3 separate regions of the Mus musculus genome follow, and regions 1 and 2 are each linked to region 3. The links are chromatin loops, found by intact Hi-C in ENCODE. Cell type or tissue: left cerebral cortex. All regions are shown on one strand.

Region 1 (8,000 bases), 75 kb before region 3:
GGCCTGCATATGCATTCTGTTTTTATACCTACTTGTGTGTCTTTATAAGGAAAGTGAAGATTCGAAGAATGACAACTTGAAGATGTGACACTACAAAGGGGTCTGGTGTAAAGCTAGTGAACTGTGGGAAAGGAATTAGGATGCACATGGGAAAATGGTGAAGGAGACGGTCACACATCTTAAGATTTTGTTTGTATAAACGCATTTCCATGTTAATCTCTAGTCTCTGGTTGTAAAAATGTTCTTATTGTATAGGTTGGTGAGGGAACATCTTCTTCATGAGAGTTTTAGGTCCTGTTTCAGGCACAAAGGGAGAGCAGAGAACTCCCCCTGTACCTCTCAGTGCCCACTGCCTTTGGCTCAAAATAATCAGCGTGCCCAGCGTGGCATATTTTGAGGTAGCCTGTTCTGAAGCTCTTTACTGACAAGAGTCTTCCACTTATCCATGCTTCTCTCCCTCTGGTTCCAAATACACCGCAACACAACGTGCTTCTTTAGTGACATGGATTGAGCGTTTACCCTATGTGTAGACGTCGTGATGGAGTCAAAGACATGTTTACTAACATATCCAGAGCTTACTAAGCATAATTCTAAGCACTTAAAGCAACTTATTGATCTCCTATGGGATAAGTACTATTATAATTTTACACATGAAGAAATTGAAGAAAACCCCAATTACTTGTTTAAGGTTATCCAGTTGGTCAAGTTGTACAAGTAAGATTTAAACCCAAATAATTGGGGGTCAGAATATGGTTCCTCAGGTAAAGTACCTGCTGCACAAGTATGAAGAACAAAGTTTGGATCCTCAGACTCACCGAGAAAACAGCCAGGTGGGTATGGGAGCCTGTCTGTAAACCTAGTGTGTGGGAGGCACAGACAGGGAGTCTCCGGAGCAAACTACTAGCTGAGACAGTGAGTTCTACATTCAGCCAGAGACCCAGTCTCAAACTAGAAGGTGGTGAGCAATCAAGGACATCTAGAGTCAACCTCAGACTTCCACGTGTGTTCACACACATGTGAATGCACACTACAGTGAGCAAGCCAAGCCACAGTACAGTAGAACACATGCCCCTCATCACTTTGCTGTATTTTATTTAATCTTGCATGGTCTATAAGAAATCATTTTCTCAAATTTTCATAGTGTGATCATATAATACAGTATACACAAACTTGGCTGGATGAGAGCTTGGGGGACAAATTACCAGTGTTGACCCCTTGGCTTAAAACTATGAGTAACATGCACTGTGGGTCTTATTCTGATCAAATATAATTCTGACTCCTAAAATGTTACTCATTCTTCCACATGTGATGTCAAACCCAAACCACAAGTAGCTTATTTAGAAAATGAGTCACCCGGGAGGGACTGTTGGGGTGACAGAAAGGGAAGGCGTTTACCATAGTCATGCAGTACCCTAGTCCAAGGAACACAGGGATTCTACCTAGACTCTAGTAATCTGGACCAGGGGTGGGGCCATTGAGAAGTAAACCTCTTGGTACTTAATTAAGATGGTTCCAGAGACTTGGAAAGTAGTACCTCACAATAGTCAAACACCCAGTGAGTAGTGTGAAAAAACTTGGGCCAAAAGCTTTTGGTCTGTAGGCCAACTCTGCCTGTCTTGCAGATCAGATCTACTCTAGCTTATGGGGCTTCCTCTGACAGTTCTCAGCCCAGATAAGTAAACAGAAAGATTCATCTGTCTTCACGGGGCTTCCCATCTCCTGGATCAAAGTGAATAAATTCTGTCCATTATGTACTTGTTGATAATTCTTTATTGTGTATTTACTAAGCTCAACAAATTTCATGGGAAGATCATAAAACTGAGCTAACGAAGGTTTCTGCACTCACAAAGTCCACAGCCAATAGGAGAGATGTGTACTGTCTTAAGGAATGCAGTCACCGTGTCAGCTTGGAAAACTCAGCTTGATAGTTATCAATGAGAATGTAGGAAAACTCTACACATACACATCGCTAGTGGGAGCCTGTATGGGCACTACCACTGTGGGGGATCATTTCCAACATCCAGTGCCTAGCTGAGCTTCGGGAATCTCATTTCTGGATACTTCTATAGAGACTTCATATCCACAAGGAAACAAGCAAAAGAATATTGGTTGCAACACGGGAGTGGGGGAACCCAACATGGAACCAATCAAACATGGAAACAAACTACTGTCTCTCATGGAGGAATTAAATTATATGTTCTCTCTCATTCATGAATAGGAATTCTCTGAGTTTAAATATGTTAGGGATTCAGATAAGGTCCGATAAGGTATGGAAAGAGGATGAATAAGATGAGTTAAGCAAGTGTAAGACAGACAGCAAGCTGTACGTGTCTCAGTGGAGCGTATGTCTAGCTCCGGGTCAGAAAAGCCTCCATCACAGGTAAGGGAGAGCTGGGATGAGTCCACAAGATCCGGAGGCCTGTAGGCAAGGGGGGGGGGGGGTTACAAAGAATTCATTTACAGTTTCATAGTTGAAAGCAACAATTAGTCTTATTGCCTGTTTACAGATGAGAAAACTGAGGCCCAGGTACCTTGGACATTTACCACAGTCATGAAGGGAGTTAGTGACATAGACAAATGAATGAGCCTTAATACTGTCTTTAGGGTCTTTAGGGTTAGGACTTGTCCTTCCTGAAACAAACAGAATGGGTTTCATTTCTAAGGAGAGGTGTATAGAGGCAGGTGATAGGCCAGGAGGAAGTGGGAAGATATTGTTAGCCAATGAAAAGAGCCTGAATCAAGTCTGAGTTTGCATCCAGGCTCTGCTAATTATTGACTGATTTGACCTTGCAAGCAATTAGTTTTTCTGTCTCAAAATGCCCTTTTCTGGGTGAGTTTAAGGATTAGATGAAGTAAATGTCCACTCCTAAAAATGGCTATTTCTGAGGTCATCACAATAAATCCCACCTCTGTCTCAAAGATCACCTAGTTGCCTTCCATGTGACTCCTCCCAAAATAGCCAAGTGCCTTTCTCCACCTCCCAGATCAGTGGTCCTCTAGGGCGATTTAAACCCAACTGAAATGACCTAAGGCTATAGCTGTAGAAGAATTAGAGTTAAGGGTGGACACCTGGAGAAACAGATGCAGCTGCCAGGCTTCCCACTGGCAATGATATATTGTGAGTGCAGATGTTCGAGCATGCACGTGAGCTGGTGAGCTTGCAAGTGAGCGTGTGTGCACTAGTGACACACACACATACACACACACACACACACACACACACATATAGAGTAACCTTTGCTGGTATAGAATGAAAAATCTCATTATACTCTTGTGAACTTTTAAATTTTAATGTAACTTAATTTTATTAAGAGAGACTCTGCAGCCTTGGTTGGCCTGGAAGTTACCCTGTAGACCAGGCTAGCCTTAATTCAGAGATTCACCTGCCGCCTCCTCTCAAGTCCAGTCTTTTTTTTTTTTAATTTTTAAGTTATTTTTTACTTTTATTATTTTTAATGGGGGGAGGGGGTGTGGATATATGTGAGTGCAGATGACCAGAGAAGCCAAAAGCCTGAGATCTCCCTGGAGCTGGAGTTGTAGGTAGTTGTGAACCAAATTCCTAGCCTAACTGAGAATTACACTCAGGCGCTCTGCGAGAGCAAGCAGGTGCTTTGCATCTGAGCCATCTTTCCATCCAACCACAGACCCATTCTTAAACACGCCTCCTACACTATCACCCACCATGGTTTGGATTCCTCCGAAGTCGTGCTTCTGGGAGACTAAACATGAATTCTAGCCAGACTACTGCTAAGGCACCGAACATAATTGCCTTCAGATCTGTTGTAAGTACATTACTTGAATTTCTGTGACTTTAGGAGGATCAGGAATTTTAAACCTAGGAATCCAGAGATTCCTGCCCAAACTTCTCTGTGCATTCTCTGTGTATTTTAGCAGAGTTTGGAGATACACAGAGAATAATTAAAGATTGTTGTTTTAGGGATTAAGTTGGGATTTAAAGGAAACGTTCTCTTTGGGAATCAAATTGAAGGTTTAATCTACATTATGTGTGAAGTCCAAATCATGATGTGACTATAAACATGTGAGACTTTTTTTAAGATAGGGTCTCATATTTGAATGTATTGTTCCCTCTCATAAGTCCCCATGGGCTTCCAGTCTGTGGACTGTAAACATGTAGAAAAGATACTGCAATTAGTCATTCCCTCTGGTTTATCTTCTTCTCACTCAACACCACATCAGCCTGAGAATTTGCTGTTTCCCTTAAGATCGCACTTGTGCTTGTCTGGATTTTCATGTCTCTTTTCTACTCTGACTTTGTGGACCCCTGATCCCCTCACTTTTGTCTGGGTGATAACCTGACAGACAGGGTGGTAAGGACCCTGGGAGACCGGTTACAGGGGCCTCACCCCATTTGCACACGAATGCTCCCTAAGGAATATCCCCCTGGTCATTTCCAGCCACTTCCATATCCATCTCTCCCGATAAGAATTTCCTCTTAAGTCAGTCAAGTCCTCCAGGCAGCTCTCAGCAGAGAGCCGAAGCTCAAAGCTCAAAGATCCTGTTAAAAAGAAAAGGAAGAAACAGCGTCTGGTTCTAAATCGAGTTTTCAGGGGAAGGTTGGCTCCGTAGGATTAATTCTGGGACAACGAAGGTTTGACTTGTTGATTCTCTCTGGAGGCCTGTGGTAATGACAGGAAATCTTAAGATTAGGTCCATAGAAAACTCCAAAACAGGATGAACTACCAAATTGACGATCTCAAATCACCCTGTCCCTGATTAGGTTGGGCACTGGGCTGGAATAAATTCAGGCTGCTGCTTTTGCCTTTGGAGGTTCACTAGGCTGACGCACCATAACCCTTGGAGTCTAAAGACTCTCTGGGTTTCCCCGTGTTCAGTCCAACACTGTGTATGGGCATAATAGCACAAGTTCTAACACTCAGCACTTGGGTGGTGAGGGTAGGCTGACTAAGAGCTCAAGGTCATCTTTAGCTATATAGATTGAGGGCATCCCAGGCTACATGAGACTACCTGTCTCTAAAACAAACAAACCAACATTATTGCAAATAATTATTCCAATATAATTCATATATTATCAGAAGAAGGAGGACAGTTGGTTATTTTCCTTAAGGACCATTCTTTTGTGTGAATTATTCTGTATTAGAGCCTCAGTTCACACAGCCACTGATGGCCTTTCCACCTGACTTCCTGTTGTACTCTTGTACCCATTTCTACCAGACACATTTTGTCTAAAATATCTGACCCTGACATTTTCCTGATCAGAATCTTTTTAGTGAACCCCCAGGCTTAGAAAGCAGAGTTCAAACTCCTGAACTTGGTCTTGAAGGCCCTCTGGAGAGTAATCTCTATTTCCCAAGGAGACAGTATGTCCAGTGGTTAAGTTTAAAGGTCATAAGTTGGTGTCGGTATGGAGTCTACCACTCAATAGCTGTGAAACCTCAGCAGATGACTAAATTCTGAACTTCAGCTTCCTCATTAGCCACAGCGGTGCCAGTAATGACACCTAGCTACTGTGGTTGTTGCAAAGACTAAATGAGATAGTATATTCCAAGCAGCACAGGCTATCCCTCACACAAAAAAGAAAGAGCTTAGAGCTATCCAGTTCTCACCAGTGCTGCTTTACCCATTTATCTCCCCGATTCAGTTGCAACCTCATTGGTAGAAACCTCAAGGTCTTTTTTGTCTTCTTGCTCTGCCCATGGGCTCAGACCACCACTCTGCCCTGTTGTTAGCCCCCTTGAAATTTGTGTGTGTGTGTGTGTGTTTACATATATGCCACAGAATCCATGTGCAGGTCAGAGAACAAGTTACCAAAATCATTTCTACCATGTGAGTCCTGGGGCTCAAACTCAGGTCAGGCTTAGAAGCAAGCACCTTGATCCATGGAGCTATCTTGCCAAGCCCAAAATTGCTTTTCTTGTCCTCACTGCCTTGAAAGTATAGATATCCTTCAAGGCCTAACTATAACATTACCTATTTCATGAAATACTTTCTGCCCAGTTAACTGGTCCTCCATGATGTCTCCCCTTCTCTAATTTCTTCGAACATACCCATTATTTCTAATCCTTTTTTTTTTGTTGTTGTTGTTGTTGTTGTTGTTTTTTTGAGACAGGATTTCTCTGTGTAGCCCTGGCTGTCCTGGAACTCACTTTGTAGACCAGGCTGGCCTTGAACTCAGAAATCTGCCTGCCTCTGCCTCCTGAGTGCTGGGATTAAATCCTTATAAATGATATATTTTGAAAGCTCCATTTTGTTAAAAATGCACTGTCTACTTTATCCCCTCTTTCATAATCTAACCACTGCTGCTGATTGGTTTTTAGTATGTATGTGGTATATGTGTGTGTACGTGTGTGTGTGTGTGTGTGTGTGTGTGTGTGTGTGGCAGATGTGCTCACTCATGTGTGCATATACAGAGGTCAGAGGACAACTTTTGGGAGTCATTTCTCTCCTTCTGCCATGTGGGACTGGAGGATTGAACTCAAGGTGTCAGACTTGGTGGCAAGCACCTTTTACCCATGGAGCATCCCTCTCACTAAGCCTCACGCTTACCTTTTCAGCTAGGGAATCCCTGTCTCCTCCCACACAGTGGCAGATGCATACCCAGGTGCCCAGATGTCACAGAGGTGCCCAGGGTCTGAACTTGGGTCCTCACACTTGTGTAACAGTTTACTCACTGAGCCATATCCACAGCCCCATTACGATTTATTTTTAGTGTTAGATATGCACACATGTGTGTGTGGCTGTGTGCGTGCCTATGCCAGTGAGCCTATAGGCCAGAGGTCAACCCTGGGCATGGTTCCTCAGGTATTTGCCACCTTTTTTTTTTTTTTTTTTTTTTTTTTTTTGAGACAGGGTCTCTCACCAAGACCTAGTTAGGCATAGAGGGCTGGTCAGAGCCTCATGGATCTTGTAATCTCTCGCACTGGTATCACAAGCATGTGCTACCATGCCTGGCTTTTTATATAAGTGCTGAGGGCCAAGTTCAGGTCCTTCTTCTTGCCCAGCACAAACTTTGCCACCTAAGCCCCAGCTCTATTATTGATTTTTAACATTAAATTGTTTCTTCAGCTTTTCTCCCAAAGGCCTTGTTTTAAGCTATTCTCAGACCCTTATGTTTGCCACAGATTTTTTATTACAAAGGTTTTCAGAGAGTTGAACTGAACAGTGGCTATATTGTGCCCACTGCCTATATGCACAGCTAATATGTCCCATCCTTGCTTTTCCCACATGTAAACTTCACACTGCATCTGACAGTCTGTTTTATTTGTATGTAGTCTGTAGTCAACTACAGGTGATCAGTCAGCTTCAGAAATCCTTCATCCAAAGCAGTTTGATCTGCTAAGAACTTAGAAGATTATCTGATTTATCCAACTCTGCACATTAAAAAAATTCTAAGACATCAGGCAATTTGTTTAACATTGCTTAACCATAGACTTCAGACTGATCATCTACTATTCTGCCCAGGTCCCAGAAACAAAACAGATAAAGGCTCTGCCCTTGTGGAACATGCAGCTTAGAGTAGGGAAGACCGATGTTGGATGGGCTATTATAAAGAGGAAAATAATAATGAAGAATCCAACCAAGTTTGGGGTTAGAAAAGGACTCTAGAAAGGAGTTATTCAAAAGTACACAGACATCAGAAAAGGTGAGCACAGAGCCTTTGGTGCCGATCTCCGCATACTCTCAGGTGTCAGTCATCTCTTTATCTTCCACAAGGCCTGGTGATGAGACTGCAGAATTGCTGTAATCGCAACACATGCCTCACACATCCCTGGGGAGGAGAGCATGTGCTCTGAGAGAGACGTGGAAGTGCAGCCCGGGCAGGAGGCTCTGGGGCTGTCCAGTACAGCTAAAGCAGTGATTAGAAACACCAGTCTGTAGGGAGCTAGAGAAGGGAGACTGAGATTAGACTCTAGGGGGGCTGGGAACTCTCAGGCAAAAGAGACTTCAAACTCAGGGAGTATGATTAGGGCAGAAGCAAGGAATTACAGAGGTAAGGATTTAACTACAAAGCCCCACCCCCG
Region 2 (8,000 bases), 53 kb before region 3:
CTGGTGGAATTTTTAGGGTCACTTATATATACTATCATATCATCTGCAAAAAGTGATATTTTGACTTCTTCCTTTCCAACTTGTATCCCCTTGATCTCCTTTTGTTGTCGAATTGCTCTGGCTAGGGCTTCAAGTATAATGTTGAATAGGTAGGGAGAGAGTGGACAGCCTTGTCTAGTCCCTGATGTTAGTGGGATTGCTTCCAGCTTCTCACCATTTACTTTGATGTTGGCTACTGGTTTGCTGTAGATTGCTTTTATCATGTTTAGGTATGGGCCTTGAATTCCTGATCTTTCCAAGACTTTTTATCATGAATGGGTGTTGGATTTTGTCAAATGCTTTTTCTGCATCTAACGAGATGATCATGTGGTTTTTGTCTTTGAGTTTGTTTATATACTGGATTATGTTGATGGATTTCCGTATATTGAACCATCCCTGCATCCCTGGGATGAAACCTACTTGGTCAGGATGGATGATTGTTTTGATGTGTTCTTGGATTAGGTTAGCAAGAACTTTATTGAGGATTTTGCATCGATATTCATAAGGGAAATTGGTCTGAAGTTCTCTATCTTTGTTGGGTCTTTTTGTGGCTTAGGTATCAGAGTAATTGTGGCTTCATAGAATGAGTTGGGTAGAGTACCTTCTGTTTCTATTTTGTGGAATAGTTTGTGAAGAACTGGGATTAGATCTTCTTTGAAGGTAGTTTCCTTTTTTAAATAAATAAAAAGACTGGTAAGATTTTGCTTTGTACTATGATCTGTAATTTAATCTGTGGACTGAGTTTCTTGATTTATGAACATGATTTAATGTTTCCTTTAATTTGATCTTTCCTTGGCCATGTTTCCAGTTTTCCCTGTATAGGTAAAACTTGAATATATTTTTAAAATTTTTTGTCTAAATAATTCATGGTCTGAGGATGTTGATATAAGTATACTTAAAACTATACTTTTCCACCACACCCTGCTAGGTATATGTCTTTCTCAGTGTTCTATTGCAGTGAAGAGACATCATGACCATGGCAACTTAAAAAAAAAAGCATTTAAACGGGGCTTGCTTATGGCTTCTGAGGTTTAGTTCATTGTCATCATGGCTGGGAGCATGGTGTCACACAGGCAAACATGGTACTAGAGAGGTACCTGAGAGTTCTTCATCCAGATCAGCAGGCAGCAGAAAGAGAAAAACACTGGGCTTTGCCTTATCTTTTGAAACCTCAAAGCTCACCCAAGTGACACACTTTCTCCAACAAGGCCACACCTCCTAATCCCTCTCAAGTAGTGCCTCTCCCTTAAGACCAAGCATTCAAATATATAAGCTTATGGAGGCCATTCTTACTCAAAGCACCACAGTGTACGTTAATAGCATACTATTTTACTTGGCTGATTTTACTTTGGAGTGTATGAAGGGTTCACGGATGTGCATGCTCACTGTCACTTGGGATTATCTGTCCTTTTGTTCACAGCCATGTTCAGTGAATGTGTATTTCATTGGTGGCTGAAGATTCTAAGCACCTTTTTTATCCTTCCTGACAATGTCAATCAGCTTTCTGTCACTGAGGCAAAATAGCCAAGAAAACAAAAGGAGGAAAGGTTTATTTTGGGTTCATGGTCACTTGGTCCATCACTTTGGACCTGTGCATCACTTTGGGGAGGCACATAGTGGGGGCACACAGAGAGGCTGCTGAGAAATACATCTTCAAGGGCATGCTTCACTGATAAACTTCCTCCAACTAGGCACTACCTCATAAAGTTTCCAGTATCTCCCCAAGCTGAGGATCAAGCCTTCAACAAATGACCTATGTGAAGAAGGAGAAGGATAATGAAAACTTAAACTGTATTGGTGGTTATTTTTTCTTTTGGCAAAGTATCCAGTCAGATGCTTGCCCACTTTTAATTGGGTTATTTTTTATTACTTAATTACTAGTGCCTCTTTTAATTTCTTTGTTATACTTGTTTATCTGTATGGTTGGGGAAGGGGTATGCATGTACCATGGCACAGCTGTGGAGGTCCAAGGACTACTTATGAGAGTCGGTTCTCTCCTTCCACTATGTGGGTCCTAGAGATTTGGTTAAGGTCTTTAGGTTTGGTAACAGGCACCTTTACCCCCTGACCCATCTTGCCAGTCCAAGTTATTATATATAATATATGTTATATATAATATATGTGGTGACATACTTACATTTTTCCGTGTTTTCATATTTAAAATGTGCTTTTTGTACAGAGCATACACCTGGGATTTTTGTCATTATTGAATATGTTAATTATGCAGATTAGTGAGATTCAATACAATGTTCCCATACTTGCATCCATCTACTTTCTCCACCATTCCCCTACTATGATGCCCCCCTTCCCCCTACCACTGTTCCAGTCAATTAGTGTTTCATCTTAATATGTTTTTGTCCTTCCTCCCTGCTACCTGGAGTTTTTAAAAATTGTTGCCCTTTGATTAGAATGTTTAAACCATTTACATTTAATATAATTAGGTGCAGTCACATTCAGATGATATTGTCTTGCTAGCTGTTTCTTTATTGCTGTTGTTGTTGTTTTGATTATTTAATCAATTAGAAATGAGGGTTTCACTAAGCTGCCCAGGGAGCTTGAACTCTCACTCTTCCTGCCTCTGGTTCCTGAGTAGCTGAAATTAGTCATACATCACTACAACCGGTTTCTTGTTTTCATTTCTCCCATCTGCTCTCTGTTCCTTTTTCCCCACTCCTTTGGGTAAACTTAACATTTTTAGAATACGAGTTTTATCAGCAAATGGCAAATTGATTGGCATATGGCCCACCACTCAATGTGTTGATTTGTGAGTCTGTAGTGTGCATCTTTGTGTTAGCACAGACCAGTGATCTTCTCACACAGAGTCTACACAGGGCGCATTTAATGGTAAGAGAAAGAATGAGATTGGTAGCCCCAGGACTCAGCTGTCCACGTAAACAAGCATTAAACTGAAAATCACCGTGATCAGCATGGACTCCTTCAGAGCTCTGGAGCCCGATCTGACGTTTATATGAGAGCAGGATGAGCCATGAGAGCACTTCTAGAGGAAGGAGGCTGCTGGACCTGGGTTAGAGAATGTGTGTAGTTCCAGCCACTCTCTTCTGTCCTTCACGCCCACACTGCGGTTGGCATCTGTATTGCTAGGGTGCCTTGTTGGAGACTGTGTGAGTGGTAAAGGCTTTATCTCCCCTCAAACGCTGGTGGTACATTTTGACTGACATGGTGTTTCTCTGAAGGACTGGGTGTAGACATTCTGTTTCAGCCCCCTTAGGCTATATATGCTTCCTGTGCATATCTGAAGGCTTAAGGAGACAACCGTCCTCCCTTTCAATCTGTGGTCCAGCGACTAAGTATGTGCCGGTATAGTTGTGAACGTGGCCCAACACATTTGTAAATCACAGTGTCATGTTACACTGTCAAAGGCTTGGTCATCCTTGTGTTAGGTTCCAGGCTAACCTTATAGATATCAGAAAAGAAATGACAGTCATCTACAGCCTTCCCTAAAGAGAGGGAGGGTCTGACTTCCAAGTACCCACATTGTGATATTCAAAACAACTTGATCTAAATAAAAAACAGAAGTCTAGATACTGCATTGAATACTAGAACACATTAAGTTGTGGTAAATACACTTGATCTGCTCAGAGGAACCATCAACCCATCAACCAAACCACTAATGGATATTTGATGATATAATAAGAGAATAAAAGTAAATAAAGGTGTAGAATCCATAAAAATAAAATTCCAGAACTAAGCCCAATACCCTAGAGGATGAGGGACAGAGGGAAGGAGGGAGGGAGGGAGGGAGGGAGGGAGGGAGGGAGAGAGAGAGAGAGAGAGAGAGAGAGAGAGAGAGAGAGAGAGAGAGAGAGAAACAGAACAGAAGATACAAACTACAAACAAGCAGTGACCAACAAGGTGAAACAGCTGTAGTCACCAGTGTACAGACTAGAAATAAAAAACAGTGAGGAGAAAAACATTAATAGGTGAGGAAGAACCTCAGATGTATCAGCACATAGGAAAAGAGAAAGAGGAAGGAATATTAAGAAGAAATGGCTCAAACTTCTCTAATTGGATGAAAGACATGAACCTTAAAGTTCTCAGGATTCTCAAACCCTGAGCTGAATAAGCTCAAAGGCACAGGGCAGCAGTGAGAATGAAGAGGCTTGTTCCCAGGACTTTCAGGAAGATCACCTGATTTCTCATGAGAGGCTCCAGGAGCCAGGAGGCATGGGGAAGACAGACAGACCCAAAGTTCTAAAAGGAAAAAGGGAGGATAAAAAAAAAAAAGGAAGAAGAAAAGAAAACCCAACCCCCAAGCCCCATTTCTAGAAAATCATGTTTTAAAACAAAGAGGGGTAGCACTCGTCAAATAAATGATTTTCTACGTTTCACAGATCCCAAAGAAATGTCCAACAGCCTCCTTCATGTGGAGAGGAAATGACACCAGACACAACCCAAAGCGACATGGAAAACAGGATAAAGGTGACTTCACAGATGAGATAACATCCCTGGTGGTGGTTCTTTTGTAATGGAATTGCTCTATTTTCTATGTAGTTTAAAAGGCAAGTACATGAAGCCACTGTTTAAATCAACCTACAGACACACCAGGTCTAAAGACATAATGTGCAGCTTTAACTACCAAAGGGGATAAGGGAAGAAAATGTGGAGGGACCAGATGTGTCTATACTTGGAAAACCAAGTTGGCGATATGCAAATGAGGTTGTTACAAGCATCAGATGTTAACAGAAAATTCCAGATTAGTTACAGGAAAGAGCAACTTAAAGATGCACAACATTGAAAGATGGGGGAATCAAACAGTGTTGTGCTGCCAAGAGCAAATGGATCTTGAAGAGCCACTAGCAGAAAGACAGAAAACGCAAGACAGACACACAGCAAGAAACAGAAGTCTTTCCTCCTCTGTGATTGCTTTGAGGAAGGGAACAAAACTGAAAAGGCAGAGATTAGCTGAATGACTTTAAACTCAGATCATCTCTACATGTCTGCAGAAAATCACAGGTAAAAACATGGAGTGTTTCAGAGTAAACAGACTGAAGATCATATATCATGGAAAGAGTAGAGAGTATTGGAAGGCTTTCTTACCAGATAATGTCGGTTTTGTAAAGACCAAAGTTTATAGCACACATGCCAGTGCATTTTGATAAAAAGCTCAACCCAAATGGGGGTGGGGGGGGATAATGATTCTAGACATTTATATGACTACAGTGGAGACCCAAGACATGGAAAGCAAAATGAACAGAATGAAAGGCAACAATCAAAGGACTGTGAGAGTCCTTGGAGACTTCAGCAACGCGTGCTTTTCAATAACAGTAAAAACAGACAGAAAAACCAATAAGGAAATGGGAGACCCGAACAGCCCTATAAACCAATTAACTCTAACAGACAGGCGTAGAGCACTCCATCCAATGACGGTGGAGTACACACTTCAAAGAGCTTAAAAAAGAAATTCTCTCAAGGGTATAGCATGCTCAAGATCAGAAAACAAGTCTCAATAAATCCAAAAGGAAAGCAGAAAAATTGGAGGTAATTAACATGCCATTAAATAACCAAAGGGCCAAACAGGGGTGGTGCTGAAGTTTATGAATGTAGTAGAAGCTGTATGAGATGGGGATTTCTAGGCAAAACCTGTATTGAAAAAGAGGAAAGACCTCAGTCAGTAACCTAAGCGTATACGTTAGGGGTTTAGGAAAAGATGGACCAAGTGAACCTGAGCTAACAGAAGGAAGAAATCTAAGAAAAAGTCAAAGCTTTGCATTTAAGATTGGCCTTGTATTTATGATCCTCCTGCCTCGACCTCCTGAGTGCTGTGACTTTTATTGGTTTGCACCTTGAATCTGGTATCCTTTATTCATATTACTTCTGTCCTTTTTAAAAGAACATTAGGCCATATACCATTAGATGTGTTAATATTTATGTTACTAATTAATATTCTTGGCAGTCTACTTGATATTCATGTTAGAGTACTTAATATTCATGTAAGGCCACTTCGTATTGTCACATAAGACCCAAAGTCTTTCCTTAATTTTTTTTTCATGTTTTTCTTCTGGGTTTCCATTTATTTACTTGTTTGTTTATCTGTGGTTTGGAAGAGAGGGGCTCATGCATGCTAGGGGTGTGCTCTTCCACAGAGGTATATCCCTAGCCCCCTTCTTTGCTGTTCATAAATTCTGTAACTATGGGATTGAGTTTTCTGGCCTTATGTTGTATCATCTAAAGCGTTATTAACCCCACCCGGCAGATTTTCCACATTATGTGTTTTGTTCTTTAGCTGGAAAATGCTCACTTGGTTCTTTTCCATGTCTTCAGTGTCATCGAAAGGCCTGGCATGCATTTACAGCTCTTGCCTGGTAGTCTTACAGACTCTACCGCGTTTAAGGCTGTAGCTGTGGCCTTTCATTGTATTTTTAGGTCCTGCTTCTTCAAGTCTAGTAATGTTTTATGGGATACTGGATATCATGATGTTTTGTCTTAAGTGTTGTGTATCTTCCTCTAGAGTGTTGTGAGGGCTAGGACGGAAGCTATTAAAATATTTTATGATCAGTTTGATCCTCTACAGAACTTTAAAATTTTTTTTCTTATGTAGCTATAGAATAATCTTTACTATGGTTCATTTAGTTCAGTGTGTGTGTGTGTGTGTGTGTGTGTGTGTGTGTGTCTGTCTGTCTGTCTGTCTGTCTGTCTGTCTGTCTATGGGTGTACATTTTCAGCCATTGCCATGGCCATGTGTGGAGGTCAGAACACAACTTTTGGGAGTTGGTTCTCTTACTCCAGCTTGTGGGTTCTTTGGCTCAGACTTAGGTGGCCAAGCTTAGCAGCAAACACCTTTAACCACTGAGCTCTCTGGCTGGCCCCAAGTTAGCTCTAGTTTTAAGGCTTGGTCTTTCTGAATCTCTAACTGAATACCCCAGATATTTGAAGAGGACTGTACTTAGCCAGTCATGGTGATATATGCCTGCAAACCCAACATTCTGGGGAGTAGAAACAGGAGGATCAGCATTCAAAGCCAGCCTTAGAGCTACATAGTGAGTTCAAGACCAGCCTTGGCCAATTTTCTCAAAAGGCAGACAAACAAACAAAGCCATCTCCTAGTGTTTGAGCTCTGTGGATTGCCTATCTGGGACTCCTGAGAGCTATGCTCTTCCCAGTGAATTTGCCTTGGGTAGGGTCATCCTATGGCTGCTCGGTTTACCATCCAGCCACAAACTAAAGAACTCAGACAATAGTTCTGGAGCTGTTTTTCCTCATGGAAAACTGTATCTCATCAGCCTCTCAGAACCCGAATCTCTATCTCCTTGTTCAGGAAGACAGGCACACTCTTTGTGAGTTCCTCCATCCCAGACAGAAGTCCTGACAGCCAAGGTAACCTACAGGGTTTCTTTACTTGCGGCTTCTCCTGAAGGTCTCAGTACTGTGGTCTGTATGCTCCAATGTCGTTTCATAGATTTTCATCCAGCAGGAGGTCAGATCTGGTACCAGTAATGCCACCATCCCTGAAAACAGAACTATACTGCATTGTCAGGTCTCATGGACAATGATTGTGCATGGCTGGGTTCCCACTTTAGGTAAAAATAGGTGTGTGTGTGTGTGTGTGTGTGTGTGTGTGTGTGCATGAGGGAATGAGATATGGTCAAAGAAATTGCCTCTGAATCTCCCAGAGCTCAGAGAAACTTCAACAGCTCACCTGAAACACGTCCATCACGTGGGTAGTTAAATGAAGAGCCATTCTTCCCTGAAGCCAGGCATACTTCCAAAATTATCCCTTCACTTCTAAGTAATCATTACCACCACCAACATGCTGCCTTCAATAGCTTTGCCGTATTCCTCCCAGCATTTAAAGGGTTACAACTGTGGAGTAAGTCCCACTTCTGCCTGATTCACTAAAGAGCTCAGTCCACCCACTGGGCTTGTTCAACCCCAGCACATTTCTCTTTATCATTTCACAGAGGGGAGAAATCATACAATTTCTTTACAAAAATCTAAGATTC
Region 3 (8,000 bases):
TTTTAAAAAAAAGCTTATGCTTTTCATTAAGAAAATAAAAGGACAGACATCCTGGGCATGGTGACTCACACCAGTAATCACCAGGACTCAGAAAGCTGAGACAGGAGGATCTCTAGTTGGAGGCTAGCCTGGGCTACATGGCTACATAACAAGCTCTTATCATTCATATATATATATATATATATATATATATATATATATATATATATACACACATACATACATACATACACACTCACATATACAAAATGGATTTAAAGAAAAAGACACCTTATAGATGGGTAAAAACATTTGGAAATTGTATATCTCAAAAGAGACTTGTATACATAACATATAAATAACTGTTCCATATAAAATTAAAAAAACAAAGTGATCTCAAAATGGACAAAAAACATGAATAGTTTTCTCTTCAATGAGGTTCATAAATGGCCGATGGCTACATGAAAAGACGTTCAATGTAATTAGTCATTAGGGATATGCAAATCAAAACAGTAAAGATGCACTCGCTCCTACTAGATCAGCTAAAGATATTATAAAGTGCTAACAAGTATGTGGAGAAATTAGATCCCTCATGCATTGCTAGTGGAAAAATAAAACACTGTTTCTCATTTATACAGGTAATGTCTACATTTCTTAAAGACATATTGTTATCACATATATGAAATGAAGTGAAAACACACACACAAATAGTATTGCCCATCACTATTCATAGTAGCATGATTTATAATGCACAAGATCTAGGAGCAGAACTGGGGTTATGGCTCAGTTGGTAAAGTATTTGCTTTGAAAGTTTGATCCCCAAGACCTACATAAAAAGGTTGGGGGATAGGTGCACAAGCTTGTAATTCAGTATTGGGAGGATAGAGACAGGAGAAATCCCTGAGCCTTACTGCCAGATAGTCTAGACAAGGAGCTCCAGGTTCAGTGAGAGACTCTGCCATAAAAATAAGATGAAGGATTCAAGAGATGGCTCAACCACTAAGAAGACGTAAGAATTCATAGTGCTCTTGCAGAGGACCCAGCCCAGTTCCTAGCATTCATGTGGTAACTCATATTGCCCATAACACCAGTACCAGAGAATAAATGCCCTCTTTTGATATGTGCAGACTCAACCACACATGTGGTGCACATAAATACACAAACAATAAAATATAACGTGAAGAGCAATTGAGAAAGACATCTGGTATTAACCTCTGGTCTCTACATGTACCTACACATACACATGTGCACATACAATCATGTGAATATTTAAAAAAGCCAGCCTAAATAGTTGTATGAACAAACATTTATTATATCATACAATAGGATATTATTTTGTAATATAAAAATAAAATACTGTCAGGCATGCTTCTAATTCTAACCCACTGAAGGCAGTAGAATTACAAATTCTAGTCTGGGCTTTATAAAGAGACACTATCACAAACAAACAGACAAAGGAAGGAAATAATGCCAGCTACAACCCAGGTGGGCTTTGACAACATCATGCTAAGCAAAGGAAACCAATCATACAAGACATTGTATTGTATGAGTCCATTTATAGAAAATATCTAGGGTAGAAAAGTCTATCCAGACAGAAAGTACATGGATGGTGAACCAAGGGCCAATGAGAATGAGGAGGATGAGGAGGAAGTTTCTCTATAGGTTGATAAAAATGTTCTAAAATTAGGTTATGGTGATAATGACACAATTTTGTAAAGAGGCCAAGACTGAATGTGGGGATTTTGAAGATATGGTATTTGAATTTTAGATTATATGAATTATATCTCAATAAAGATGTTAAACTGACACAAGGGATGGGCTGGCCTTAGGAGAATAACAATAAGTTCAAGGCCAGCCAGGACGATATAGCAAGACCTTTTCAAAAAGTTTAATCAAAAGCACAAAACAAAAACCAAACAAAAGTAGATTGAAACTCCTGGGTGAGCAAGAAGTTGGCTACTTACTTACTACATACTTCATACATACATACTTCTCACTGAGTGTGGGATGCTGACCCAAGTCAACATGGCCACTTAATGACAGGCATGGAAATGGAGTCTTTGCATGGTTAGTAACATGGCCTTTAGAGTCCCTATATGAACCTGACCTGTGTCTTATTATTTGAGGACTTAAGAGTGGAAGGATGCTGGGCAGTGGTGGCACATGCCTTTAATCCCAGCCCTTGGGAGGCAGAGGCAGGAGGATTTCTGAGTTTGAGGCCAGCCTGGTCTACAAAGTGAGTTCCAGGACAGCCAGGGCTACACAGAGAAACTGTGTCTCAAAAAACCAAAACCAAAAAAAAAAAAAAAATGTGGAAGGACATGAATCTGTTGATTCAAGCTCTGAACTTTCTTTATAATGTCATACTCACAAATGTCTGGTGAGGATGGTTTGTACCAGAAGAATAAAGAATTCCCTACCTCCCAACAGATAAGGATGCTAAGAGTGGAGAAGCATCTTGAGCAAGAAGCATAATTATAAATTTCCAGAGGCCAGTGCCTCCTAAAGGAGAGCAAAACATAGAGCAAGGTCTTCATCATTACGATTGGAAAAGGATAAAAGAACGGCCTTTGGTGTCCTGGACACTGCAAGCTTTCTGAATGTGAATCTTTAGGACAGATCATGACTGTGAGAGCTGAAAGAGTGCAAGAAAAGGAACTGTCTATCATGTGGGCTTCAGGCTCCCGAGGCAAGAAGCTCCAATAGTCTAACTTAAAAACAAGAGATTCTCAGGCCCTCTCCACCCTATGTGTAAGGTCTCCTATGTAAGAAATGGTGCTAAAGAATTTTAAAAAGCCAGTGAACAAGGTTAACAAATAGTTTGAAGGCAGGAGAGATTGCTCAGCGGTTAGGAACACTTTGTGTTCTTCCAGAGGACCCTTGTTCGGTTCCCAGCACCAACCACCTGTAACTCCAGCTCCAGGGGAGCCCACACCTCTCCCTCCGTTCACGTGCATACACACACAATTGTTTTTTAAAAGGAAATTAAATGATTAGCACTAAAGTCTGTTGATTAAGGCATTCGCCTTCATAACATTCTGAGATTAAAAATAAAAATAAAACTGAGATTAAAAATAAAAAGAAAAAAAGAAAAAAGGGAGATCCTAAATTCACTTAATTCATATAAATATATATATGGGTGTGTATCTATTATATATCATATATCATATATATGATATATAAATATATGTTATGTATGATATATAAATATATATGGTATATATATAGAGAGAGAGATGAAAAGCACATCTAGGAAAAAAACAAACTTCTCCATGACAGACATGGACATGGACATCGGTCTGAGGGACACGGGACCTTCCTGGGTCGCCTCCCAGCGGCTGTGAGGAGCAAGGCGGCCAGGTAACCAGCGCACGGCGCCGGGCGCGGGAGGGCCACGCGGGCCTCGTGGGCGCCGGCCTCCGGGTGCGGGCGCGGGGCCTCCGGCCTCACCCTGGGCACCGCCCCCGGTCCGGCCGGGTGGCTCGGCTCGGCTCCTCCGGTCCGCGGCCGGCCAGGCGGGGCCCGTCGCACTCAGAGCGGCAGCCGCCTGGGGCGCTCGGGTCGGGTCGGCCTCACCGACGCACAGCACCCGCCAAGCCGCCGCCTCAGGTCAGAGTCGCCCCGGGCCACGCGGCCCGCCGGAGGGACGCGGAAGAAGAGACCTGGGGCGCTGCGCTGGGGTATTGGGTCGCGCGCAGCCTGAGGGGACCGAGTGTGACGACAAGGTGACCGGGCTGAGGGGACGGGCTGAGGAGAAGTCACACTCTGACAGGAGCCTGTGAGACCAACAGCCTGACGGGGTCTCGGTTGAGGGGACGCGGGCTGAGAAGTCACGTTCTGACAGGACTGTGTGACAGACAAGGTGAGGGGGGGTCTCGGCTTGTGGGGTCTGGATCTGACTGGCTAGGTGACTGGGTCTCCGCTGAGGGGACTCGGGATGAGAAGTCACATTCTGACAGGGCTGCGTAACTGACAGCCTAACCCTGTCTCGACTAGAGGGGATACGGGCTGGAAAGCCACACTCCGACAGGACGGAGAGTGACCAAGTGACAGAATCTTGACTCAAGGGACCCCGGCTGAGGAGAAGGCAAACTCTTGACAGGACCGAATGTGACAGACAAGGTGACAGAGTCTGGGTCTGAGGGGATCGCGCGGGCTGAGGAGAAGTCACACAAGAGAAGAGCGAGAGAGTGATAGCGGGGCGGGGTCGCGGACTCAGGGACAGAGTGAGGGGTCTCGGCTGAGGACCGGTCACCCTCCTGGAGAGCCGAGTGTGACTGACAGGGTGACTGTCCTCGTGAGGGGCACCGGCACGGTGCGGAGGGCCACAGTGCTTCCCTGAGAGGGTGCGCAGGCAGGCATGTGTGTGAGCGCGGAACAGGGTTGCCCCTGTTCCAGACCCTGACAGGAAAGCCAGGTCTCCAGAACTACCGCGTTGGGGACCGCATTGTGCGGATCCTGGTGACAGATTTAGAGAGGGGCTCGCCAGCAGCCACCGGTCGCCCTGAGGCTCTAGGGGTCGGAGGGTGGGGAGGAGGATGCGCCCGTGATCACGGAGGCGATTTGGCCCACGGCCCCCTGCCCGGGGCTCACCAGGTGTGAGGAAAGCGGGGTCACTGTCGCCAAGGCCCCGCCCCGCCAGTGCCCCTCTTCAATCTAAGCAGGGGGCGAGCACAGGGCCCGGCTCACGGGAGTAGGCAGCCCTCGTGCTGGGGGCGGAAGGTGGGTGTGTGGCTCCCGGTGCTTTATGGCTTGGGATTGGGGAGGAGCCTAAGGTGAGGAGGCAGAAACTGGGAGTAGCCTGGGCTGCTTTTATATAAGGGACGCGAGGAGGTCAAGAAGGGGCCTGGACCTCTGCTGGGGATCTGAAGGCTGCAGCGCTAAATTCTTCTTAACTCCCATTGAGTAGGTGAGTGGCCCCATCGTCATCACGTTTTTGTTGGTGTGTGTAGTGAAGTGGCCAAACTGCCCCCAAGTTCTTACACATCAGGATGGTCTGGCTGTGTTCTTGTACTGTTAAGAATCTGCTTTGCTTCTGATGCTAATAGGGGGGAGGTCGTGCCATTTATTTCAGAAGGGAAAAAAGAAAAGTTAAGTTTTCTGTGAGGAAGAGGCTAAAAGGTGTCCCTTTTTAGCAGGATGAAGGACAAAAATGTAAAATTAAATGATCATTTGAAAACAAAACCAGATGAACCAAGTTGTAGGATAGCTAACAGTTGGAAAGCCTCTTGATTTGGAGTTCATTATTGTAATGTCAACTCTTTATTATCATGCACGAAGCAAATTGTTAACTGGAGTTATTAAATGAATAACTTAGTCTTGGACTTGGGCAGGTCTTCCAAAGATATCAGGTGCTCTGTGGGAGTCTTCCTGTCGTCCATAGCTAAGTGATCAATTGCTGACTAAAAATGTAACTAACTCCAGGTGCTCTGTGATTTAAAACCTGGCTAGGGTAGGAACGGATATACGCTATGACTACTCAAAGAGATAGTTCTCTTGCAAGTTTGACAGAAGCACTCATAGATACTACGAGCATTTGGAGCAGCATTTCAGAAGATTGGGTTTCAACTTTAAAATAAGTTCTCTGTTGTCTTATCTTCAACCACATTTGCTCTAAAGTAAATGTCCGAAATATTAATTTTAATATATGAACATTTTAACTCAGTGTCATGCCTTAGTTGGAGTGAAACATATTATAAAGCCCTCGATTTTTATTTTACTGTGTGTTTTGTGTAAATTTGCTCACTCCAGTGCTACTTCATATTTAATTTGCTGAGAACTATATCTTCAGTGAGAAGATCTAAGGAGCAACTGGTGGTCACCTCACGCTTTTGCAGCTCACTAGAAGGGAAAAGATTGTTGACAGTTTTCTTTTTAAGGAAAAAAATCTTTTTCATATGTAAAAGTTTCAAACTCTTCAAACTGTTGAAGAACAATGGCGCCGGTGAAGTCTGAAGTTCTTGATGCCTCTAGGCCGAAGAGTTTTTTGATGCTGTTTCCTCGGTCTTTTATATTTCAAAGATTATAAGTTCTTCTAAACACATTAGAACTAAAAGACCTGGAAACATTATACACATCAATACTTAAGACTACTTTGATATTTTTTGTGATAACTATTTTTTAATAATTAAGTATATTTCCTTTAAAGGAGCTGGTTTTCCTAACATTCATGTCACTACATCTTTCAGAATCACTTTAACAGAAAAGGGCAAATTACACTTTAAAAAAAATCATATCTTTAGTTTCAAAATCCCTATGACATTTAAAATTCATATATGAAAAGCATGACTTTAAATTTTTGACGTAGAAATGGATTATGCAAGTGACTGATTTCAGTTAGTAAGTTTTACATATTTAAATAAATGATTTTTTTTACTTTTAAGTCTCTGAAAAGAATATTCCATCAGTCTTGTCAAGATCCTTCTGTGTGGGGAATATGTAAAGGCACTGTGAAAACATGTATAAGGATCAGCAATGTATTTAACTTACTTTTCAAATTATGAAGTGGTTGCTAATAGAAGGAAACTTACATAAAAATTTTGTTAAAATAATTTACCCAAAAGTCTGAATATTTTCACAGCTTTCACAGGGTCTGTAGGTGCCCGGTGCGTATGGCAAGACATGTTGGCCATTCTAATTTGTGTCTTTCTGCTAAATTTATTGTCATGTGGACTTGGAAATATTCTCTGTGTCATAAAGTGAGGCAAAAATACTGGAAGAATTTTTTTTTTTGCTTTCATAGGATTCCACTAAGTAAATATTGGTAGAAGATTTAAAAAAATACTACACTAGTCAAGACAATTTGATTTAAGTCAATAGTATGTAATTTTAAACATATGCACAACCCACAAATTGTCAAAGTGAATTTCTTTCTTGTTTTTCTTATTTTTGTGGCAAATTTCCCTGTTATCCATTACTTAACTTCACTTTCTTAACGCCTAAATACAGCAAAAAGGGCAGCGGCATGATTGCTTACAAAGGTCACTAGAAACAGAATTAAGTTGACCAAAAAAAAAGCAAGGCCAGTTAAATGTTGGTCTCAATACCAAGGGAGCCTCAAATACTATATATTAGTTAGTTTCATAGCATATGAGGTTTTTTAAAAAAAAAATTAATTTTTTTTCCCCTAAGGTGGTTTTTGTTCATTTCTTGTAATTTTCTCACAATACAGGGGGAGGTTTTTGAGAGTTATACATTATCTATTTTAAATTATATATATTAAATTTAATAAATTATCCAGCACAACTGCATTTATAAGGAGATCTCAAACACAATAGGCCATACTTTGGCGAAATGTACGGTTCATGTTAAGATAATATCTACCACTGGTATGGTATATCCTTAAATCATTATCTTAAGACCTAGCTTTATTCTTACTACTTCTCTTCAGTTATACGTACATATCAATATTTTAATCAAATATTCTGTTTAGAACATGGATGCATATGCTGCTTAACTACTCCAATTATTATGTTCTTTCTAAGTATGGAAAGTTAGGGAAGCTTAAAGTTATGAGTCTTTGTTTCTATTTGCTTGTCTTGGGTATGGTTTTAAGACTTTTATCAGCAAGCCTGGATTTCCTAAACGATAAGAGCTGGGCCCTGAATTTACCCGAGCTGAGATCCTAAAGACAGCCTACCCAGCTATCTAGGTCAGCACTGACTCGCTCACAAGGCTCACTAGTTTGCTCTCTTACCGCCTCCGAGATAACTGTGAAGAAAGATAAAAATGTCTGCTGTTTTATAGCCAACTCAAAAAAATTATAGAAATATTCTGTTTTCAGCTTCAAATTATATTCTTTATTGCTGATGATTTGAGACAAAAACAAGCATAACATATTTTTTTTTCTGTTTTTGTGAGTCCTTCACAGACAAGGGGTCTTTGTGTTTGTACTGAGTTTCCAGGGCGGCAGGCTGGTTTGTTTGTTTGATAAAGCTCTGCTCTTTATGGATTTTTATGGCATACTTTTGAGAGAGTTGAATATGTTATCCAGGGGAAGTTTATTTTTCCAAGCATAGTAG

The links. A loop is a pair of places that touch in the nucleus more often than their neighbours do. Peaks named below come from ENCODE experiments on the same cell type or tissue, not always from the same donor. Only the 100,000 strongest peaks of a DNase experiment are listed, where the experiment ranks them.
Region 1: a loop joins it to region 3, with 5 times the contacts of the local background. A loop is called at or near these places in 8 of 42 quality-filtered maps.
Region 2: a loop joins it to region 3, with 2.8 times the contacts of the local background. A loop is called at or near these places in 3 of 42 quality-filtered maps.

What each region holds. Positions count from the first base shown.
Region 1 is chr6:115,282,995-115,290,994 of GRCm38, forward strand. No RefSeq gene overlaps it. Among named protein-coding and RNA genes, the nearest start is that of Gm38877, 30 kb to the right of the region's middle. In left cerebral cortex, no CTCF peak of the experiment used is centred here; DNase peaks (open chromatin) are centred at 1,407 and 3,672; H3K27ac peaks cover 1,238 bases.
Region 2 is chr6:115,304,665-115,312,664 of GRCm38, forward strand. It overlaps Gm38877 (a long non-coding RNA gene), which reads right to left. Exons shown (of 3, transcript XR_869368.1): 2 at 7,384-7,505; 3 at 1,561-1,792. Among named protein-coding and RNA genes, the nearest start is that of Gm38877, 8.4 kb to the right of the region's middle. In left cerebral cortex, no CTCF peak of the experiment used is centred here; a DNase peak (open chromatin) is centred at 4,701; H3K27ac peaks cover 239 bases.
Region 3 is chr6:115,357,530-115,365,529 of GRCm38, forward strand. It overlaps Pparg (peroxisome proliferator activated receptor gamma), which reads left to right and starts at 4,820. Exons shown (of 8, transcript NM_001308354.1): 1 at 4,820-4,888. In left cerebral cortex, a CTCF peak has its summit at 3,289; DNase peaks (open chromatin) are centred at 3,343, 3,626, 3,775, 3,965 and 3 more places; H3K4me3 peaks cover 1,991 bases; H3K27ac peaks cover 1,622 bases.